2 separate regions of the Homo sapiens genome follow, and region 1 is linked to region 2. Evidence: read pairs that join two places in POLR2A ChIA-PET (ENCODE). Cell type or tissue: A673. All regions are shown on one strand. Each heading gives the region's core, and the rest is flanking DNA. Links, peaks and the distances in the headings are about the cores only.

Region 1 (4,400 bases), core at 86-4,085, 130 kb before region 2:
GAAGGAAGGAAGGAAGGGAGGGTCACAGGAAGGAAGGAAGGGAGGAAGGGAGGGTCACAGGAAGGAAGGAAGGAAGGAAGGAAGGAAGGGAGGGTCACAGGAAGGAAGGAAGGAGGGAGGGAGGGAGGGAGGAAAGGAGAGAGGGAGCAAGGGGGAAAGGAAGGAAGGAAGGAAAGAAGACAGGAAGGAAGGAAGGAAGCAAGTAATTTAGCAGTACATCTGCATCTGAAAAGGAACTTTTGTAAAATATATATACAGCCTCCTTTAATACATTTTAAATTGCATAAATCAATCATCCCAGTGTTTAGCAATGCAAAGTTCAAGGACCGCACTAATAATAACCATTCCCGTGTGAGTACACCTATTATTTATAATAATAAATGTGCTTATTATATATAATGCTAAGTTTTTAAGCCCCCCCCACTTAATTGGATTACTTGTGTAATTGGAAGTGTTGGTTAATCACAATATTCAGTTGTTGAAACTTCTGCCATTGTATGCCAAGTGCAGTTTGACCTTATGATCTTTCTTTGACGATTCAGGTTCTTAGAAGTGCCTTAAGGCACTACCGTGCCTGTAGAATGGGGCTGTGGATAGAAAGGTATTGGAATGAACACGTAACAACACTGTGTAGACTACGGAGTTTTTTCCTCTTATTTTACAGATAAAACAAGAGTTAGAAACCATATACTATATGTGAGAGTACACACACAAATAATGTCAACATTTTGATTAGTTGAAGATTCTAGATGTTAATTAAGGGGACTAGGGAATGGAGTTCCCATTCACTAAGATTTTGTTGCGAGTGAATCTGCAAAAAAGAGTTATCTGAAAGGATTAAACAAATATTAAGAAAATGGCTGTGAGTTTTTGGTCTTCAAAGTGGTTTTGGGTAAGTCATCTAATATATGCCTTTCTTTTTCCTCTATAAATTAAACATAATGATCATGATGATAATGACTAATGTTTGCATTACACTCGACAATTCACTTTATGTATATATCATCTCATTTGATCAAATGCTAGCTACTATACAGGTACAGAGGCACTCTTGATTGAGAATGTGTAAAGTCAGTCCATGGTACTGTCTAAACTTGAAGCTCTCCAGGGACTGTTCCCAGTCCAGAGGAATTCTGAATAACGTTATCCAAATGATTCCACCATAAAATGGTCTCAAACATTGGGGGTCCAATGGTCTGGGCCCTGATAAAATTATTATGGCAAAGGGAGTAGTTTCTTCCAAATGAATGTCAGAGAATAAAGTAGATTCTGGAAGGAATGGTTCATCTGTTAGAAACAAATTAAGCCCTGTGTGCTTTAGGACATAATTTTATAGACAACCATATCCAGAGCACTAAATGAGATCCTGGAGCTCTGGAGGGCTCGGTGGTATGTAAGTGTGTGCACCTGCGTGTGTGCACTAGTGATTTACTCCCAAGGAATACATTACCCCATGATAGTAATCCTAAATGACTGCACAATGATTGTAAACTACAATCATAATCACCATAGGCTACCAGAGAGTGAAAATTCCCAAAGATATCACATTTTAAAAACAGAGTTACCTAAATGAAAGGAAGCACAGGGTTGACCATTGACATGGAGGTTTATGCCCTAAATAAAAGGCCTGTGTGTCAGGTTAACTGTTCACATCCCCTGAATTCACCAGATCATGCACATAGAAAGCAGTCCTTGGCATAGTTTCCAAAGGGAACACACACAGTACTTCTGCTAGAGCCATCCACAGCAGATCTCATTCCTAAACCCATGGTGTGCTAAGGAAGCACGCCAGTGTACCCGGAAACCAAACAGAGCCTTTGTAGACAGTGAGAGAAGAAAAAGGGTGGGGTGCCTGCTGGACTTTTGCAAGTCAATATTCATTCATTCAACAAATGGTTGAGTGCCTACTATGTGCTCAGGTATCTCTTAGGCTTGAATCATTGCGACATATACAGGAAAAAGTGAAATAGGACAGTATACTCCATGTACAAGTCCTTGATTTTTCAATAAAGTTTTTTTTGCTTGTTTGTTTTTTGTTTTTTTTTTTTTGAGACAGAGTCTTGCTCTGTCACCCAGACTGGAGGGCAGTGGCACGATCTCGGCTCACTGCAACCTCCGCCTCCTGGGTTCAAGCGATATTCCTGCCTCACCCTCCCGAGAAGCTGGAATTACAGGCATGCGCCACCACACCCAGGTGATATTTTTGCATTTATTTTTTAGTAGAGACGGGGTTTCGCCGCGTTGGCCAGGCTGGTCTCCAACTCCTGACCGCAGGTGATCTGCCCGCCTTGGCCTCCCAAAGGAGGCCCTTGGCCTGGGATTACAGGCGTGAGCCACCGTGCCCGTCCTCAACAAAGTTTTAACAATCTGAATTATCTAGATGAATATATTCCACGGTTTTTCACCTGCCGATCTATATTGACTGAGAAATCAAAAGTTCTGATCTATTTTACACATAATAAAATGTAAAATTATTTGGGAAGGAAACGATAATTTTCAAGCACACGTGGGGCTAAACTAATCTTTGATCAGGTTAATCTCTATACATGTACTCTAAGGCTTAAGGGAAAAAACCTGAACTTGAAAAGGACTAAGTATAATGTCAAAATATCAACCATTATGGAGAGCTTAAAATGATTCTTTTCTGTTCATTTTGCAAGTTTCTGTACTTTATATAATGTGCCCTGTATACTTTAATAATCAGACTGAGAAAAGTGTTCTCGTTAGAATTGTTGTGATACATAAAATGTGACTGATTAGATTAAGTGCAAGTAATTACTTAGCCATGAAATTGCCTGCCCAATTAAATAAGCAGTCATTACTGTAAATGTGTGCTTTGAAGTGGGTGCTGGTAGATAAACTCCAGCACAGGTTTCCATTTTTTTGAAATAAAAGCATGTATGTATTGCAGACTGTACTGAATTTTACCACCATTGTGGTACTTCTGCTTATCAAGTTCTTGTTTTTATTACCATTTTTTTTGCAGTAAGCTTGCTGCTTTTGCCCATCTTAAAATCTTCATATCTAAAAGTCGTCTCTCTTTATGAGCAATATAATAAGGTCAAGTTTTCAAATTCCTGGCTCCACTTGACTTTAGTTGAAAACAAGTTACTTTTCTGTGCCACTTTATAGTGCCATAGTCCTCAGGGTGGACACTGGAGCTGAACCAGAGGTTGCAAAGTTTGCATGTTGGATCTGCAGCTGACTAGCCACATCCACCCTCTTCAACACAGTTGTGGTCTGTGTGTGTGTGTGTGTGTGTGTGCACGCTTGTGGGATTCCCAGCAGGGAAAATAGTGCAATCAACTGCAGTGTGCCATCCACTCAGCTCTGGGGCTCTACAATCAGTATTTCTTCCCTTCTCTCACCTAGATATTCTTCAAGAATCCTCAAGGAAGGGAGAATGCTACCTTTCGGCCAGTGGACCTGGCAAGTGGTGGCACTTGGCACATAGTAGGCCCTCATAGATGAACTTTCTGAATAAATGGTTAGCTGAATGAATGAAACCGGAAAACCCTTGCAGAACAGAATATCCTTAATAATTTTAGGATGATACCATATCCTTTCTCCAACCTTGAGATGTACATACCTATCACATGACTTTCCACAATAATTTTATTCCCAAACTGGAGAGGACTAAGCAATGGCCTATGTACACAAAACCAACCCATTAAGAACTCATACGTCCAGGATGGTAGCGGATTTTTTCCTGGTTTTCCCTGCGATCACTTCAACTCCAGGGGAAGAGTCTACTGAAGACATGCCTTGCTGTGTATCTTTCAACCGATGTAGACAATCACTAACACATCATCTTCTATTTCTGGTCTGAAATGTTTTATGCCTCCCTTTGATTGATTATATTGTCATCAGTCTGTCCCTAAATAGTAGTATGTAATTACACAGACATATCACCCACCTATATTTAGTTCTTTTCTCATTTAAGGGGAAAAAGAATGAACTCAGCTAGTATAAAAGAATGAAATTGGCTTGTCAATCTCTTTAACAGAGGATATTTAACATCTGTCTGAGACCCTTGCCCCTGTTGGGTACAGGTGAGTCATGCTTCTTTTCAAGACTTCATTTTCTTTTTATGACTAAGAGGAGGGAAAAAAGTGCAGGAAAGAATGTTTTCTTGGTCACAAAAACTGTCCTTAGTAAAATAGTTTTTCAAAGATTTCTATTTTACCCTGTATAAACGTTTCCTCACATTATGTCGGTTAAACTCTCATTTGGTAATCTGCAAAGTTTTTAAAAGTCTTGACAGAATAAGCTTTAATGAAAGGAGAGAGCTGAAAGAGCCTTCACCTCTCAGAAAAGTCAACGAATTCTACAAAAGTAAACAGGGTGTGGGAATAGAACATCTCTCCCAACATCAGCTCCAAAACTCAAAATCAAATGTT
Region 2 (4,400 bases), core at 232-4,231:
AACTCAGAGTTTAGGAGAGGAAATACATACTTAAATAACTGTAATTACCTGTGATATAAATTATAAAGAGGTAGGCTCCAGAGATCACAGTATGGGATATCTGAATGTTCAATGGGTAAACAGTGAAGAAATAACTTCCTCAGCAAGAGGGAATATGCATATAGAGAGCTATGAAGGCAGATAGGAATTTGACATGTTCAGGAAACCACAAATTTGAAAGTCTTTCATTCCAGAGTGAACTGCTACGGTGAGAGATGATAGATAGATAGAGTGATCGATAGATAAAGAAAATGACCTCCTGCCCTACCCGGGTGATTTGATGGAGATGACAAGTTTAACTGAAACTCGAACTCAACGCAGGATGAAGAAAGGGTTTAGAATGGGTGGCAGGTGGGAGAGAATTTGTATATATACGTGTTGCTGTTAACAAAGATCAAAGTAACCCTTCATTTCACTACTTCATTGCTCTTATTTAGCCATATATTGAACTCATTTCCCTCTGGTCAGAGTTTTGAAGTTATAAAAGATATATATACACTTCCAAAGCAGGAGTGGACTGAGTCAAAATCTGTCGAAGGCGAAAGAAACTTTGGCAATTATTGAGTGAAGTGATTTTCAAAGCATGTGGCAGAAGTAACTTCTTTTTGGAAGTGGAAGCTCAACGCCTCTGGCAGGAGCAGGGGCAGCTTTGCTAGGGGCAGGGGAAGGCAAGTGTAGACTCCACCTGTTCACCCTCCCTTCTTTCTCCCAGCCTCTCACCTTTCCCAACCCTCCCATTGTCAGGAACAAAGCCTAAAGCTGACTTCGCAGATAAGGAAACTGAACTGAAGGGCAGAAACCAAGTGAAGAGAATCCTGGCAGGCCCATCAGCGGCATAGGCAGGGCCAGAAACACAGACTCAGCCTTGCAGAACTACATTGAGATGCAGGTGATGTCATTTTCTTTTAGGGTTAAGTTCGTTTATCACCTGTGAGGAGTTTGCCTCATGAAAGAGCAACAGATGGGTGAACAGTATAGAGGCCAGGTTACTCTGTGTCTTTTGTAATTGATGACAAATCTAAACTGCTACACGGGGCGACAAGAGCAAAACCAGAGGCGTCCCAATGAGGAAACGTAGAATGATAGGTTTTATTTTTTGCTGAAAACCATGCGATATGAAAAATATTATTTTTTAAACTAAAATCCAGGTTTTTAACAAGCATTTATCCTACACTTTTTGCTGTAGTGCTGTACTAGATACTAGGCATGCTTTGGAGAATCAAACAGACACAGCCTCCACGCACAGAGGTGCATAATTCAGCGGGAAGACAGACAAGAAATAGAGCTAACAACTTAGACTTTTTTTTTTTTTTTGAGACGGAGTCTCACTCTGTCGCCAGGCTGGAGTGCAGTGGCGTGATCTCAGCTCACTGCAACCTCCGCCTCCTGGGTTCAAGCAATTCTCCTGCCTCAGCCTCCCAAGTAGCTGGGACTACAGGCGAGCACCACCACGCCCGGCTAATTTTTGTACTTTTAGTAGAGATGGGGTTTCACCATGTTGGCCAGAATGGTCTCTAACTCTTGACCTCATGATCTGCCCGCCTTGGCCTCCCAAAGTGCTGGGATTGCAGGTGTGAGCCACCGTGCCCGGCCACAACTTAGACTTTTTAATGTGCTGTGTACGAGTTCATTTACCACTCACAACAACTCTACGAAGATGTTCCTCTCATTATCTGGGGGATGGGGCTGGCTGCAGAGCCCAGGCAGCCTGCTACAGGGTAATTGCTTGAACACAATGAGGGCGGCCCCATAATTATGACAGTGCCACCAAGGCCAGGGCAGGAAGCGAGGCACTCACTCGTTGTCTCTGCACCTCAACTACCAATATTTTTATTTTTGCCTATTTGTTTAGTTGTCTCCACACATGCCCTTCTGATGTTTACATAGTAGCAAAAATTGTATACACATAATGGACTGTATTATCCATAGCCTGCTCACCAAAGCCCCACTGGATATCTGTGACAGGCCCTACTAATCCCCACAAACTAATCCTAAAATAGCCAAAGCCTTATTAGTATGGCCTTCCAAGAGTACTCACTGGATGGATGACTCACCCCAGCTTCAGACTCAGCCCTCAGTATCATAAGATGAACAGTCTTCTCTCTCCTGAACTTGAGGTTTGGTCTCTGAAGCCCCCTGGGGCCAGATGAACTGGAGGCTTATGGGATGGGGTCGGGGGGTGGGGAGAGTACATCTCAGTGGTTGAAAATGAGTAATGTCAGTTTAAATTACTTTTACCAATGCTGCTGTCCGTCGGAAACATCGGCAGTTCTCTTGCTGGTCCCTCTTTCCCCTGAGCTGGAAGGTGGAGGCCTCTGCAGAGTCTGGTTTCTCCATCAGTTCAACTTCTGTCTTGAAACTGCCTCTCAAAAATTCTCCCAGTAGTACCATACTCACTCATTATGCTTTTTTGCTATGGATTTATTCTGCTCTTATAAACCTCACTTATTGCCATGGAATTTGGGCTGGAAGGAAAGGCAAACATATGCTCAAGCTTCACCTTGAACTTGAGCTCCTTGCGGATTTAAAAATTTTGTGCCATCACCTTTTCAGTTGCCACTGCTTCCTTCCATCACATCTTTTTTTTTTTTTTTTTTTTTTTTTTTTTTTTTTGAGACAGAGTGTCTCACACTGTTGCCCAGGCTTGAGTGCAATGGCACGATCTTGGCTCACTGCAACCTCTGCCCCCCAGGTTCAAACAATTCTCCTACCTTAGCCTCCCAAGTAGCTGGGATTATAGGTGCCCGCCACCATGCCCAGCTAATTTTTTGTATTTTTAATAGAGACAGGATTTCACCATGTTGGCCAGGCTGGTCTCGAACTCCTGACGTCAGGTGATCCGCCTGCCTTGGCTTCTTCCCAAAGTGCTGGGATTACAGACATGAGCCACCGTGCCCTGCTCCATCTCATCTTATATTTCAGCCTTTATCACTGTCTTCATGAAGTTCATGCTTCATTGAGATTTATTGAGAACATAATCTAATGTTTTTGAAAACTTTCTTGTATTTCTTGTGGTAAGGTGCTTCTTTTATATTTATTTATTTATTTATTTATTTATTTATTTTGAGTCAGGGTCTTGCTATGTAAACCAGGCTGGTCTTGAACTCCTGGACTCAAGCTATCCTCTCACCTCGGCCTCCCGAAGTGCTGGGATTACAGGTGTGAGCCACTGCACCCAGCTGATGCTTCTTCTGAATAGGACTTTTCTTTTCCTGTGGCTAGAAGTGTTTCATTGGCTTTGTTTTTTTCCCGTCTTGATTGAGGCAAGATCTATCCAGATACTCACAGATGGGACAGGTGACATCCTTGCATGCTAATGAATAGCCTAGTTTCTAGTGCTATTAGGGGGTTTCCTTTTCTTTGTAAAATTTTATAAATAATTTGTTAGGCAGTTGGGAGAGTAAATGAGATATATGCTTAAACACAGAATGATCAAAGGAACAGTCAACACAGATGACTAGACTCTCAAATGTCCTCAGTGAATCTTCTGCTGTGAAGGTCACAATCTTTAGAACTGATTTGGGGTTTTAATTTTGCACTCTGTTCTTTATTTCTGGCCCCACTGGCATCTATTGTAGGTTTACTTGCCCCTTTTTTCTCGACAAAATGTTAAAATACTTTTGAGAGTCTCCTTAAGATGATATGATTTCCATGAGAGTTTATTTCTAGGAAGATTGTGAACGTGGCTCACAAACCTTGCTTCCGGCTAAAAGACAGGGTTTTTTAAGGTGAAAATAATCAATATTCCCAACTCTTAAGACACACCAAAAATTCTTGGAGGAAAAATAGAGAATAATTTAAACCAGAGTGAATGAAGCTAATACTGATTGAAATCCAGAAAATGGGAATTCCAGCATTTTCTGTAGTCATGGTAAAATGCATTTTAACAGTCTGAATCCAGCCTTGATTGTCATCTAAGGGCAATGGAAGTAGTATTTCCAGCTCTGATCCACTGTATAGAAATGCAGACGACAAATGCATGTTGGAATTGGATGGTGGTGTGGTCCTTATGGGAAACATAGCTTGATTCACACGATCATTCGAATTCAATAGTTTTTCACAAAATCACAGAACTTTATTCTCTCATTTTACAGATAAACAGACTGAGGCCAACAAAGGTGAAGACAGTTGCCTAAATAACACAGCTTATTTGCAGAAGAGCTAACAAGCGTTGAGTCGATACTATTTTAGCTATATTGTGTGACTTTTTGTACCAGAGAACTTACAAAAATCATCAGGGCCAGATGGCCTGCAAGATATTGGATCATTAGGACATAAAAATTAGGTAGAATCAAGGTAAGCAGACATTTTCATCAAATTAACTTTTAATAAAAAATTAAAGGACTTTTAAGGTTGAGGAG

What was found. ChIA-PET counts read pairs that join two places held together with the same protein. Peaks named below come from ENCODE experiments on the same cell type or tissue, not always from the same donor. Only the 100,000 strongest peaks of a DNase experiment are listed, where the experiment ranks them.
Region 1: POLR2A ChIA-PET joins it to region 2 with 6 read pairs; 1 of 35 experiments calls an interaction of 5 or more read pairs at or near these places.

What each region holds. Positions count from the first base shown.
Region 1 is chr18:10,458,182-10,462,581 of GRCh38, reverse strand. All of the region lies in intron 1 of APCDD1 (APC down-regulated 1), which reads right to left. Among named protein-coding and RNA genes, the nearest start is that of APCDD1, 5.7 kb to the right of the region's middle. In A673, for the core only: no CTCF peak of the experiment used is centred there; DNase peaks (open chromatin) are centred at 411, 1,421 and 1,771; H3K4me3 peaks cover 2,600 bases; H3K27ac peaks cover 3,952 bases.
Region 2 is chr18:10,327,004-10,331,403 of GRCh38, reverse strand. No RefSeq gene overlaps it. Among named protein-coding and RNA genes, the nearest start is that of LINC01254, 85 kb to the left of the region's middle. In A673, for the core only: no CTCF peak of the experiment used is centred there; a DNase peak (open chromatin) is centred at 2,073.